Regions from separate parts of the Homo sapiens genome. Here region 1 is linked to region 2. A link is a loop called in an ENCODE intact Hi-C map of the cell type or tissue named here. Cell type or tissue: mammary epithelial cell. All regions are shown on one strand. Links, peaks and the distances in the headings refer to the core of each region. The heading gives the core; the rest is flanking DNA.

What was found. Hi-C counts contacts between places; a loop is a spot of excess contacts. Peaks named below come from ENCODE experiments on the same cell type or tissue, not always from the same donor. Only the 100,000 strongest peaks of a DNase experiment are listed, where the experiment ranks them.
Region 1: a loop joins it to region 2, with 4 times the contacts of the local background. A loop is called at or near these places in 10 of 110 quality-filtered maps.

The regions. Positions count from the first base shown.
Region 1 is chr19:2,526,550-2,531,916 of GRCh38, reverse strand. All of the region lies in intron 3 of GNG7 (G protein subunit gamma 7), which reads left to right. Among named protein-coding and RNA genes, the nearest start is that of GADD45B, 53 kb to the right of the region's middle. RefSeq lists an enhancer at 2,265-2,324. In mammary epithelial cell, for the core only: no CTCF peak of the experiment used is centred there; a DNase peak (open chromatin) is centred at 2,256; H3K27ac peaks cover 1,178 bases.
Region 2 is chr19:2,576,676-2,582,042 of GRCh38, reverse strand. All of the region lies in intron 2 of GNG7 (G protein subunit gamma 7), which reads left to right. Among named protein-coding and RNA genes, the nearest start is that of MIR7850, 51 kb to the left of the region's middle. RefSeq lists enhancers at 2,470-2,519, 2,338-2,632, 4,931-5,075, a silencer at 2,338-2,632 and a cis regulatory region at 4,996-5,009. In mammary epithelial cell, for the core only: a CTCF peak has its summit at 2,417 (motif pointing right); a DNase peak (open chromatin) is centred at 2,502; H3K4me3 peaks cover 751 bases.

The DNA of each region.
Region 1 (5,367 bases), core at 208-5,207, 50 kb after region 2:
GCCTCCCAAAGTGCTGGGATTACAGGCGTGAGCCACCGCACCTGGCAGTGCTGGTTATTTCTGCTGATTTTTGTTTATGTGGTCCTGGCTCCTCGTATGTCTTACTTGCATGCCAGATATTGTATTGTGCATTTTTTTTTTTTTTTGGGACGGAGTCTCGCTCTGTTACCCAGGCTGGAGTGCAGTGGCACGATCTCGGTTCACTGCAAGCTCCACCTCCCGGGTTCATGCCACTCTCCTGCCTCAGCCTCCGGAGTAGCTGGGACTACAGGTGCCTGCCACCAAGCCTGGCTAATTTTTTGTATTTTTAGTAGAGACGGGGTTTCACCATGTTAGCCAGGATGGTCTTGATCTCCTGACCTCGTGAGCCACCGCGCCCGGCCTGTATTGCGGATTTGCATGTAGAAATAATCTGAGGCCTGGGATCGTATTATTTTCCTCCAGAGGGGATTTATGTTTACTTCTTCCAGGCATTTGGGGCCACCAGCAATCTCGCATCACCTTAATCCAATATTAGGGATTGAGATTATTCAAAACTCTGCTGTAGTTGCTAGAAGGACCTGTCTGCTTCCTCTTGATCTTTACTCCTTTTTTTTTTTTTTTTTTTTTTTTTGAGACGGAATCTCACTCAGCTGCCAAAGCTGGAATACAGTGGCACGATCTCGGTTCACTGCAACCACCGTCTCCCGGATTCAAGGGATTCTCTCATCTCAGCTCCTGACTAGCTGGGATTACAAGAACCCGCCATCATGCCCAGCTAATTTTTGTATTTTAGTAGAGACGGGGTTTCACCATGTTGACCAGGCTAGTCTTGAACTCCCGACCTCAGGTCATCCACCTGCCTCGGTCTCCCAAAGTGCTGGGATTCCAGGCGTGAGCCACTGTGCCCAGCTGTGACCGTTACTCTTACAGTGCAATATTAAGTTGTCCCAATTCACACCAAGGGGGAATTTACCAAGCCTTCTCTCCTCAGGAAACCCTGGACCTCAATTTCTGTACCCTTGGCCTCGTGAAGCTGATAGAAATATCACTCGGCCTCTCAGCAAACCCTCCCAACCCCAGGAAAAAGTGACCCCAAACCCAGGCTCTCTTTCGATCCTCCCCTAAATCCTGGCTGGAAATTCTCCATTATCTTAATAACCCTGCAGGCCCTTGAGCAGATGCTTTGACATTCTGTCCAGCTTTTCTTTCTTTTTTGAGACAGGGTCTCACTCTGTCACCCAGGCTGGAGTGCAGTGGCACAACGTCAGCTCACTGCAACCTCTGCCTCCCGGGTTTAAGTGATTGTTGTACCTCAGCCTCCTGAGTAGCTGGGACTACAGGCACCCGCCACCACGTCCAGCTAATTTTTGTATTTTAATAGAGACGGGGTTTCACCATGTTGGCCAGGCTGGTCTCAAACTCCCGACTTCAAGTGATCCTCCCACCTCAGCCTCCCAAAGTGCTGGGATTACAGGCTTGAGCCACCGCACCCAGCCCTGTCCAGCTTTTTTTTCTTTTTTTTGAGACAGGGTCTCTCTCTGTCGCCCAGGCTGGAGTGCAGTGGCACAATCTCAGCTCACTGCAACCACTGCCTCCCGGGTTTAAGTGATTCTTGTGCCTCAGCCTCCCAAGTAGCTGGGACTACAGGCACGTGCCACCATGCCCAGCTAATTTTTGTATTTTTAGCAGAGATGGGGTTTCACCATGTTGGCCAGGCTGGTCTCAAACTCCCGACCTCAAGTGATCCTCCCGCCTCGACCTCCCACAGTGCTGGGATCACAGGCGTGAGCCGCCGCACCCGGCCCTGTCCAGCTTTTCTAGTGGACCTCAGCAAGAGAGTGGGTTTGTCCTTAGCTGCTAATCCACCATTGTGCAAGCCAAAATCTGCCAAGAGAGATTTTTAACCCAAAGTCCAAGTCGTTTAGAAGGAGGTCATGGATATTCTAGATCCTCTTGATCTTGGAGCCACAGGATGACAAATGGGGACCCATCCTCAGCCTTGAGAGGAGCCCTCTCATCTTCCAGCTGAGGAAGCCAAGACCCAAAAACCAGGAGCAGAGCCAGAGTGCGAGCCCGGATTTTCCATTTCCAGGCAGGCACCGTGTGGTCCCTCTTCAGGAGCAGGTGTCAGCCCTTATCCCTTGAACAAGATCCCTGGCAATGACCTCACCTCTCCCTGAAACCTGAATGTTCTGTCAGTTCAGCAAGAGGCTGATGCAACTCACAGTCCCCAGAGGCCCTTTTGTCTCTCATCGAGTCCATAAATGACACGGAAATGATCTAAGCATGACTGGTCACCCTGGACTTCTGGAACTCATCACGGAGCTTACAAGACTCTCCTCTCACCTTTACCCTATGGCTCAGAAGAAGAAGGGATTTGCCCAAGCTCATGCTTTAAGTTCAACAACACAAAAATGGGCCGGGCGTGGTGGCTCACGCCTGTCATCCCAGCACTTTGGGAGGCCCAGGCAGGTGGATCACCTGAGGTCAGGAGTTCGAGACCAGCCTGGCCAACATGGCAAAACCCTGTCTCCACTAAAAATACAAAAATTAGCCGGGCGTGGTGGCGCATGCTTGTAATCCCAGCTACTCCGGGAGGCTGAGGCAAGAGAATCGCTTGAACCTGGGAGGCGGAGGTTGCAGTGAGCCGAGTTGGTGCCACTGCACTCCAGCCTGGGCGACAGAGTGAGCCATCATCTCCAAAAAACAAACAAACAAACAAAAAAACCCACCAACACAAAAATGGGTAATTTCAGGACACCCAGTTTGTGGCTCTATCCCGAATCCGATCCATGCTGATTTTTAATCTGATCAGCTTCCAGCTCTGCCCAGGTCTCTCCAGGGCCGGCGGTGGGGGGCTGTTGCAATTCCCTGCTGCACCCCAGCCTCAGGGCAGGTCAGGGGAGTGGCGACAGGGTGCAAGTCCACGGGGAGTGAGATTTCTCAAGAGCTCCGGGCAAACCGGCCCTTCCACATTCGCTGGGTGCAGGATGTTCCAGCCACCTTGTCTTTCCAGCAGCTGTGTTTATATTTGGCAGTTGCCACAGGTCCCTGGAAGAGGGTCCTCTTCCTGCCTGCCAGACTCTGGAACCCCTGTTTCCTCACACAGGAACCTGGGGGCCAGGCCTGGTGCAGAGATGAGAGTGTCCCTCTGAGAATTCCAACAGAGGTCACTGGGGCTCAGAGAGGGAAGGAAACTTTCCCAAGGCCACACAGCTTGGTAGAGCAAGGGCAGATTTCTGGCCTACCACCTTCCCGAGTTCCCTCCTCTGTGGGAGCTGTGGTCTCACTCCCTTCAAATGCAACGGGGCTCACATCTGGGGGAAGACTCCCGCCCTGTGGGGCCTCTCCTAGTCACAAAGCATTCTGGGATGCTAATAAAATTAAAGCCCTTTTGGAAACACCCCTGTATTTACTTTTTTTTTTTTTTTTGAGACCATTCTCCTGCCTCAGCCTCCTGAGTAGCTGGGACTACAGGTGCCCGCCGCCATGCCCGGCTAATTTTTTTGTATTTTTTTTTTTTTTTAGTAGAGACAGGGTTTCACCGTGTTAGCCAGGATGGTCTGTATCTCCTGGCCTCGTGATCTGCCCGCCTCGGCCTCCCAAAGTGCTGGGATTACAGGCGTGAGCCACTGAGCCAGGCCTTTTTTTTTTTTTTTTTTTTTAGACAGGGTCTCACTCTGTCACCCAGGCCGGAGTGCAGTGGCGCGATCTTGGCTCACTGCAACCTCCACCTCCTGGGTTCAAGCGATTCTTGTGCCTCAGCCTCCTGAGTAGCTAGAATTACAGGCACGCACTACCATGCCTGGCTCATTTTTTTGTATTTTTAGCAGACGTGGGGGTTTCACCATGTTGGCCAGGCTGGTCTTGAACTCCTGACCTCAAATGACCCACCCGCCTCAACCTCCCAAAGTTCTGGGATTACAGGCATGAGCCACCACGCCTAGCATATTTTCATTCAGTACCATTTATTTTTGGGGCCTTCAGTCAGCTGGGTTCAAACTCTTTGCGTTTTGCCTAAGGGAACCACTCTGAGCTGCAGGATTTCTCCTGATAAGGGAGTTCCATAAAGGCCTAAAATTTTCCCCCAGGGGACACCTGTCCAAGTCTGGGGACATTTGTGCTGGTCATGACTGTGGGCGCACTGGTGGGGGGGGGGGTTTCCTGGCAAGGAGTGGGTGGAGACCAGGGATGCTGCCCAGCACCCTGCAGTGCCCAGGACAGCCCCACCCCAGAAAAGGATCCAGCCAGAGGGAGAGGGCCTGTACTGGAGTGAGTTAAACTTCCCGGTGTAGATCAGGTCTCTTTAGGATTTTAGGAACTTCGGAGTTCAGCCCATTTTGCAGACTGGGGCCCTAGGCTGTGTCTCTCTTTACTGACACCACTGTCAATTTTGTCGCAGTTTTGGGTCTTTGTCTGCTCAGCCATCTGCTCAGCAAACGTTTAGGCCACACCTCCTCACCTCCTCTCCTCCTCCCAGTGGGGACAGGTTCGAGGGCGGGGGCACAGCTCCAGAGGGGCGATGCCTCCAGGCAGGAACCCAGGCCCCCTTCCTGGAGGGATGCGCGACACCAAAACTCCCTCTGCACCCCCAGATGAGGGCCGGTGGGAGTGGTGCCGTCTGAGTGAGACACAGCATTGGGCTGACCTCAGGGTCCCGGTTCTGATAGTGTCTCATAGTCACAGGTGACGTCGCCCTGGAGGGGACCGGGAGAGGGTGCGTGGGGCTCCCTGGACTATGTTTGCAACTGCCTGAGTCCATAATTGTTTCAAAATAAAAAGTTAAGATAGGGCCGGGAGCAGTGGCTCACGCCTGTAATCCCAGCACTTTGGGAGGCTGAGGCGGGTGGATCACTAGGTCAGGAGTTTGAGACCAGCCTGACCAACATGGTGAAACCCCGTCTCTACTAAAAATACAAAAATTAGCCCGGTGTGGTGGCGCGCGCCTGTAGTCCCAGCTACTCGGGAGGCTGAGGCAGGAGAATGGCATGAACTCAGGAGGTGGAGGTTGCAGTGAGCCGAGATTGTGCCACTGCACTCCAGCCTGGGCGACAGAGCGAGACTCCCTCTCAAAAAAAAAAAGTTAAGATAAACAATATTCAATAAACCTATAACAGATTCTATAACTATATAATACATATATACAGATATAAAATAGTAATCTAAATATATTATAAATACAAATATAAAATCAATAGCAAACAATGTAAATGTCAAAATAGAAATCAAACTATATAATTAATAATGTATAAATTATGTAAATGATGAATAAATATAAAATATGTATGCAATAAGTGTATAATACATACTAAATACTAAAACTATATATTAGTAATACAAAACTGATATGAATATATAGTGAATGAATCTTCAAATATGTAATAA
Region 2 (5,367 bases), core at 272-5,271:
CTCGTCCCTTTGGCAAAGTATTTCCATTTTGCTTTTTCACTTTGGTGATGACTTCAAGAGATGGGTGGTAGGTGACATAGGATGATGCTGGCACCCTGGCTTAAAGTGAGGGTTATAGGGCACAGGCTGCATGCCAAACCCTCCACAAAATGTTCTCACCTCCCTGTCCCCTCCCAGACATTCTCTGTTTCTCTAACACAAATTGAGCAACTGGCCACTTGTCACCTTGTGAAACCTTGATATTTTATTCCACAAAGTTGTGCCTATCTTGAGTAGAGCCTACACCTTAGACCATAACACGGTTCATGCGTTGTTTCAACACCTGTTGGGTGATGCAGAGTGAATGGGGCCTGGCCAGGCATCTTGTTGAGGAACATGTCACAGTGTCCTCACCCTCAAGAAGGGGAGGTGTCCCATCCCTGCAGGGTGGGGTGAAAACACGTGCAGAAGTGGGCATTGGGAGTGCAGCCAGGAGCTTGGCTGCAGGCGTCCTGGCTGCAGACACAGCTTTGCTGCTGTGTTTGGTAAACAACACCAGGGACCAGGGAGGGGGCCCCCACATCCCACCCCACAGCCTCAGACCTGTTCTCACCCCCCTGTGGTTTGGGAACTCAGTATCTCTGCTGACCCCTCCTGGGCAATTTGCAAGTGAAGGAATTGACTGCTGGTGCTCCAGGCCACCCGAGAGACACCCTCCGCCCCCCACCCCCCCACCCCCATCACCCCTCCACCCCCGCGGCCCCCCCCATCAGTCTGTCACCCAGGCCTCTGGGCACTTTTAGACAAACTCTGTTGGGGGAGGGGAGAGGAGGAAGCAGAGATTAATCACTTTCAGGCTGGGCCTGCGGCGAAGGCACTTCTAGTGAGGGACATCATAGTGCATTTTCCCACAGCGTTCATGGAAGTCTTTCTTGAGGCCTGATATGAGGGGAAGACGAGGGAAGAAGACACCAGTCTCTGCCTCAACAACCAGGCAGAGGCCGGGCGCAGTGGCCCACGCCTGTAATCCCAACACTCTGGGAGGCTGAGGCGGGTGGAGCATCTAGGATCGGGAGTTCAAGACCATCCTGGCCAACATGGTGAAACCCTGTCTCTACTAAAAATACAAAAATTAGCCGGGCGTGGTGGTGCACACCTGTAATCCCAGCTACTCGGGAGGCTGAGGCAGGAGAATCGCTTGAACCTGGGAGGGGGAGGTTGCAGTGAGCCGTGATTGCACCACTGCACTCCAGCCTGGGAGACAGACTAAGACTCTGTCTCAAAAAAAAAAATGTAAAAATTAACTGGGCTTGGTGGCACCTGTAGTCCCAGCTACTTGGGAGGCTGAGTGGGGACGATCCCTTGAGGCCAAGAGTTTGAGGCTGCAGTGAGCTGTGATTGCACCACTGCACTCCAGCCTGGGTAACAGCAAGACCTTGTCTCTAAAATAAAATAAAACAGAACCAGGCACAGAGCTGGGCACGGTGGTTCATGCCTGCAATCCCAGCACTTTGGGAGGTCAAGGCAGGTGGATCCCCTGAGGTCAGGAGTTCGAGACCAGCCTGGCTAACATGGCAAAACCTCGTCTCTACTAAAAATACAAAAATTAGCCGGACATGGTGGAGTGCACCTGTAGTCCCAGCTACTTGGGAGGCCAAGGCAGGAGAATCTCTTGAAACCAGGAGGCGGAGGTTGCAGTGAGCCGAGATCACACCACTGCACTCCAGCCTGGGCAACAGAGTGAGACTCAGCCTCAAAAAAAAAAAAAAAAAAAAAATAGAACCAGACAGAGAGCAGCAGGGCTGCGTCCTATCCCTGCCCCTTAGACAGAGAGGCATGAAGGGGTGAGCAGGCCAGGCCGGGACCAATGTCGGGGGCCAGGACTGGGACTGGTAGGGTTGGCAGGGCTCACTCAGCTGCGTGTATGGGCCCTGACCCCTGGGCACACCTGCATTCCCCTGCCCTGGGAGTTGCTCCAGTGTTTATTGAGTGGGTCCTCTGGGATGGCACTGGGGGGGTGCAATGGTTTTTTTTAAAGTCCTAGTGGATTCTGGCCAGGTGTCCGAGGAGGACACAAGCTGAGAGACACCTGCGCCCCCAGAACTGGAGGAGGCAGAAAGCGTTCTCCCCTGGAACCTCTGGAGGGAGCACAGGCTTGCAGACCCCATGATTTTGGACTTCTGGCCTCCAGAACTGGGAGAGGATCCATGTCTGTGGTTTTAAGACCCCCTCCCAGTCCCCCATTTGTGGCACTTTCTTACGGCAGCCCCAGGACACCCATCCACAGAGTTCCTGGGAAATGGGGATGTCAGGCCCGTCGTCTGCACGTTTGGCAACCAGAAAAGCCCCTGTCCGTGGGGGTGCGTCCCCTGCTCCCCGCATTTCTGCCAAAGCCCCTTCCGTCGGCAGCTTGTCCTTGCATGTCCCCGAGGAAGGTGACCAGCAGGCGGAGCTGCTGCCCAGCGGCGGCCGTCCCCTCGCCCTCCTCCCTCCTCTTGTTACCATAAACACTTGGAGACCTCAGAGGAAAACGCTCAAGGATTCCCAGCCTCCAGGGCTGTGTGCCGAGGGCTTCAGAGGCTCGCATGGGGAGCGCCCTTTCCTGCACCCGCCCTGTTGACTCTGCTATCTTCCCGGTCGCCCGGCTTCCCGGGGCAGCCTGATGGCCAGGGCGCAGGTCTGGGTGGGTGCCAGGTGCCTGCCCTCCTGCCCGCCCGCCCTGGCCACCCTGAGCTGCAGGACACAGAGACCCGGACGGGAGCCAGCCGTGCTGGGCGTGGCCTGGACTCTGGGTTACGCTGGGGCAGTGAAATTTCAAAACAAACTTAGCCACATGGTCCGAGTCAGGTGTGTCCGGGTGACCCCTGTGCAGACCTTGGCGTCTGGACCTGCCCGGCCGGGGGCACCCATCCCGCAGATGCTGAGGCGGAGCCCCAAATCACGGGACCCTCTGCTGCAGGCACCGGCGGGGCGGGCTGCCAGGGCCGGAGACGAGCCATGTGCATTCTTGGGATGTTTTTTCGTTTAACCGTCTCTCCCTCTCCCAGCCATTTCCTGGCCTCTCGCAGACAAGCGACAGACAAGCAGGTCTGGCGCCGGGCCACGCTGGTGGTTTTCCATGCCGGGGTCAGTCTGGGATCCACATCCCCACAGCTCGGCCCCTGGGGGGCCGGGAGCCAGGGGTTTGAGGCCCCGATCCACCCCTTCCCAGCTCTGTGACCTTAAAATCCTTTAGCATCGGTTTCCCTACTTGTGCATGTTAACATTTGGAAGCTGATGATTCTTGGTCTCGGGGTGTTGGGGGGCTTCCTGGCAGGGAGTGGGTGGAGACCAGAGACGCTGCTCAGCACCCTGCAGTGCCCAGGACGGCCCCACCCCAGAGAGAAGGATCCAGCCCCAATGTCCACAGGGCTGAGGGGGAGAGGTCCTGCTGAAAAGCTGCAAACAGGTGCTTTTCTGCCCAGCTTCTCCGGCCTGGTTAGCGATGAAACCTGTGGCTGCCAGCCATTGAGCCCAGCCCCTGGGCGGGCGTTGCTCGTGAATTCCTTAGGCCCTGCAGGACGGGCAGTCTCTTGCTTGTGGCTGGAGCACCGTTTTCTGTTGATTTATTTATATTCTGCCTCATTCCACAAAGGATCGGAGCAAGCATTCAGGAAGAGATTCTATCAAATACAAAACTGCAAATAGCTTCCTAACATAGTAGAGAACAGGGCGAGTCAGGAGTTGGCACTAGGCTGCCCTCGGTCCTCTGGGTCCCGTATTGGGTTCTCCGAGGGCCCCCGGCTCTAACGGGGGATTTGTCCCAGCTCTGCCTACGCTACCTGTGTCTCAGCAGATCTCTGAGCCTCAAAGCCCTCAGAGACCCTCAAAGCCCCTAAGAATCAGCACCCTCTATGATGTCATAATGCTGAATAAGACAAGCACGTAGCCGGGCGCGGTGGCTCACGCCTGTAATCTCAGCACTTTGGGAGGCCAAGGTGGGAGGATCACTTGAGCCCAAGAGTTCAAGACCAGCCTGGGCAACAACGAGACCTCCGTCTCTACAAAAAAATAAAAGAATTAGCCGGGCGTGGTGGTGCACACCTGTGGTCCCAGCTACTCGAGGGGCTGAGGTGGGAGGATCTGGAGCCTGGGAGGTTGAGGCTGCAGTGAGCTGTGATTGCGCCATTGCATTCCAGCCTGGGTGACAGCAAGACTTCATCTCAAAAAAAAAAAAAAAGGAAAATAACACCATAACATTTTATATAGGGATGTTCTACATTTTCTTTTTAGATTTATTTCTCAATATAAATATGTAGCAAATGCTTACATGCATATATAATATGTAAAATATTACGCTGATTTTTTTTTTTTTTTTTTTTTTGAGATGGAATCTTGCTCTGTCACCCAGGCTGGAGTGCAGTGGCGTGATCTCGGCTCACTGCAACCTCCGCCTCCTGGCTTAAAGCAATTTTCCTGCCTCAGCCTCCCAAAGTGCTAGGATTACAGGCGTGAGCCACCACGCCCACCCAGAAGACTCTAGCTTAGCAGAGTTGTGGGAAGACACTCCCCTGCTGGTTCCTGGTGTGAAGAAGTGAGCGGTGCATTGCGAGAAGGCCCGAGGAGGGTCTGATAGCTAGGACCCAAGGGTGGCCCATAGGAGCTGGGAGTGTCCCCCAGGCAACAGCCAGCAAGGAAACAGGGACCCCGGTCCTACAACCACAGGGAGGCAAATGGTGCCAACAGCCTGAGGGAATGCTGGATGAAGAGCCTTCCCCGGGCGAGCCTTGGATGAGACGCAGCCCCAACCAACACCCAGACTGCAGCCCTGGGGGTACCCTGAACAGAGGCCCTGGCTTGGCTGTTCCCGGACTCCTGACCCCACAAACCGTGACGTACTAAGTGGATGTGTGTTGGAAGGCGCCACATGGATGGCAATTGGTTACGCAACACAGAGACTGAGCTCACTGCCCCACAGCCCCAGCTTGCGAGGTGGACCTTGTCCTGACCCTGCCAACAGGAATACAAAGACTTACTGGAACTTTGCACACGGGACAGCCCTGGTGACTCACGTAGCGTGAATGACTTAAGAGCAAATTCAGGCCGGGCACAGAGGCCCACGCCTGTAATCCCGGCACTTTGGGAGGCTGAGGTGGGAGGATCACTTGAGCCCAGGAGTTTGAGACCAGCCTGGGCCACATAGCGAGACCCTGTCTTTAGAACAAATTTTAAAAATTAGCCAGGGTGATGCTGCACTCCTGTAATCTTAGCTACTCAGGAGGCTGAGGCAGCAGGATCGCTTGCGTTCAGGAGTTTGAGACCAGCCTGGGCAACCCAGGGAGACCCCATCTGTAAAAAAAAGTTTTAAAAATTACCCAGATGGGCTGGTACGCACCTGTAGTCCCAGCT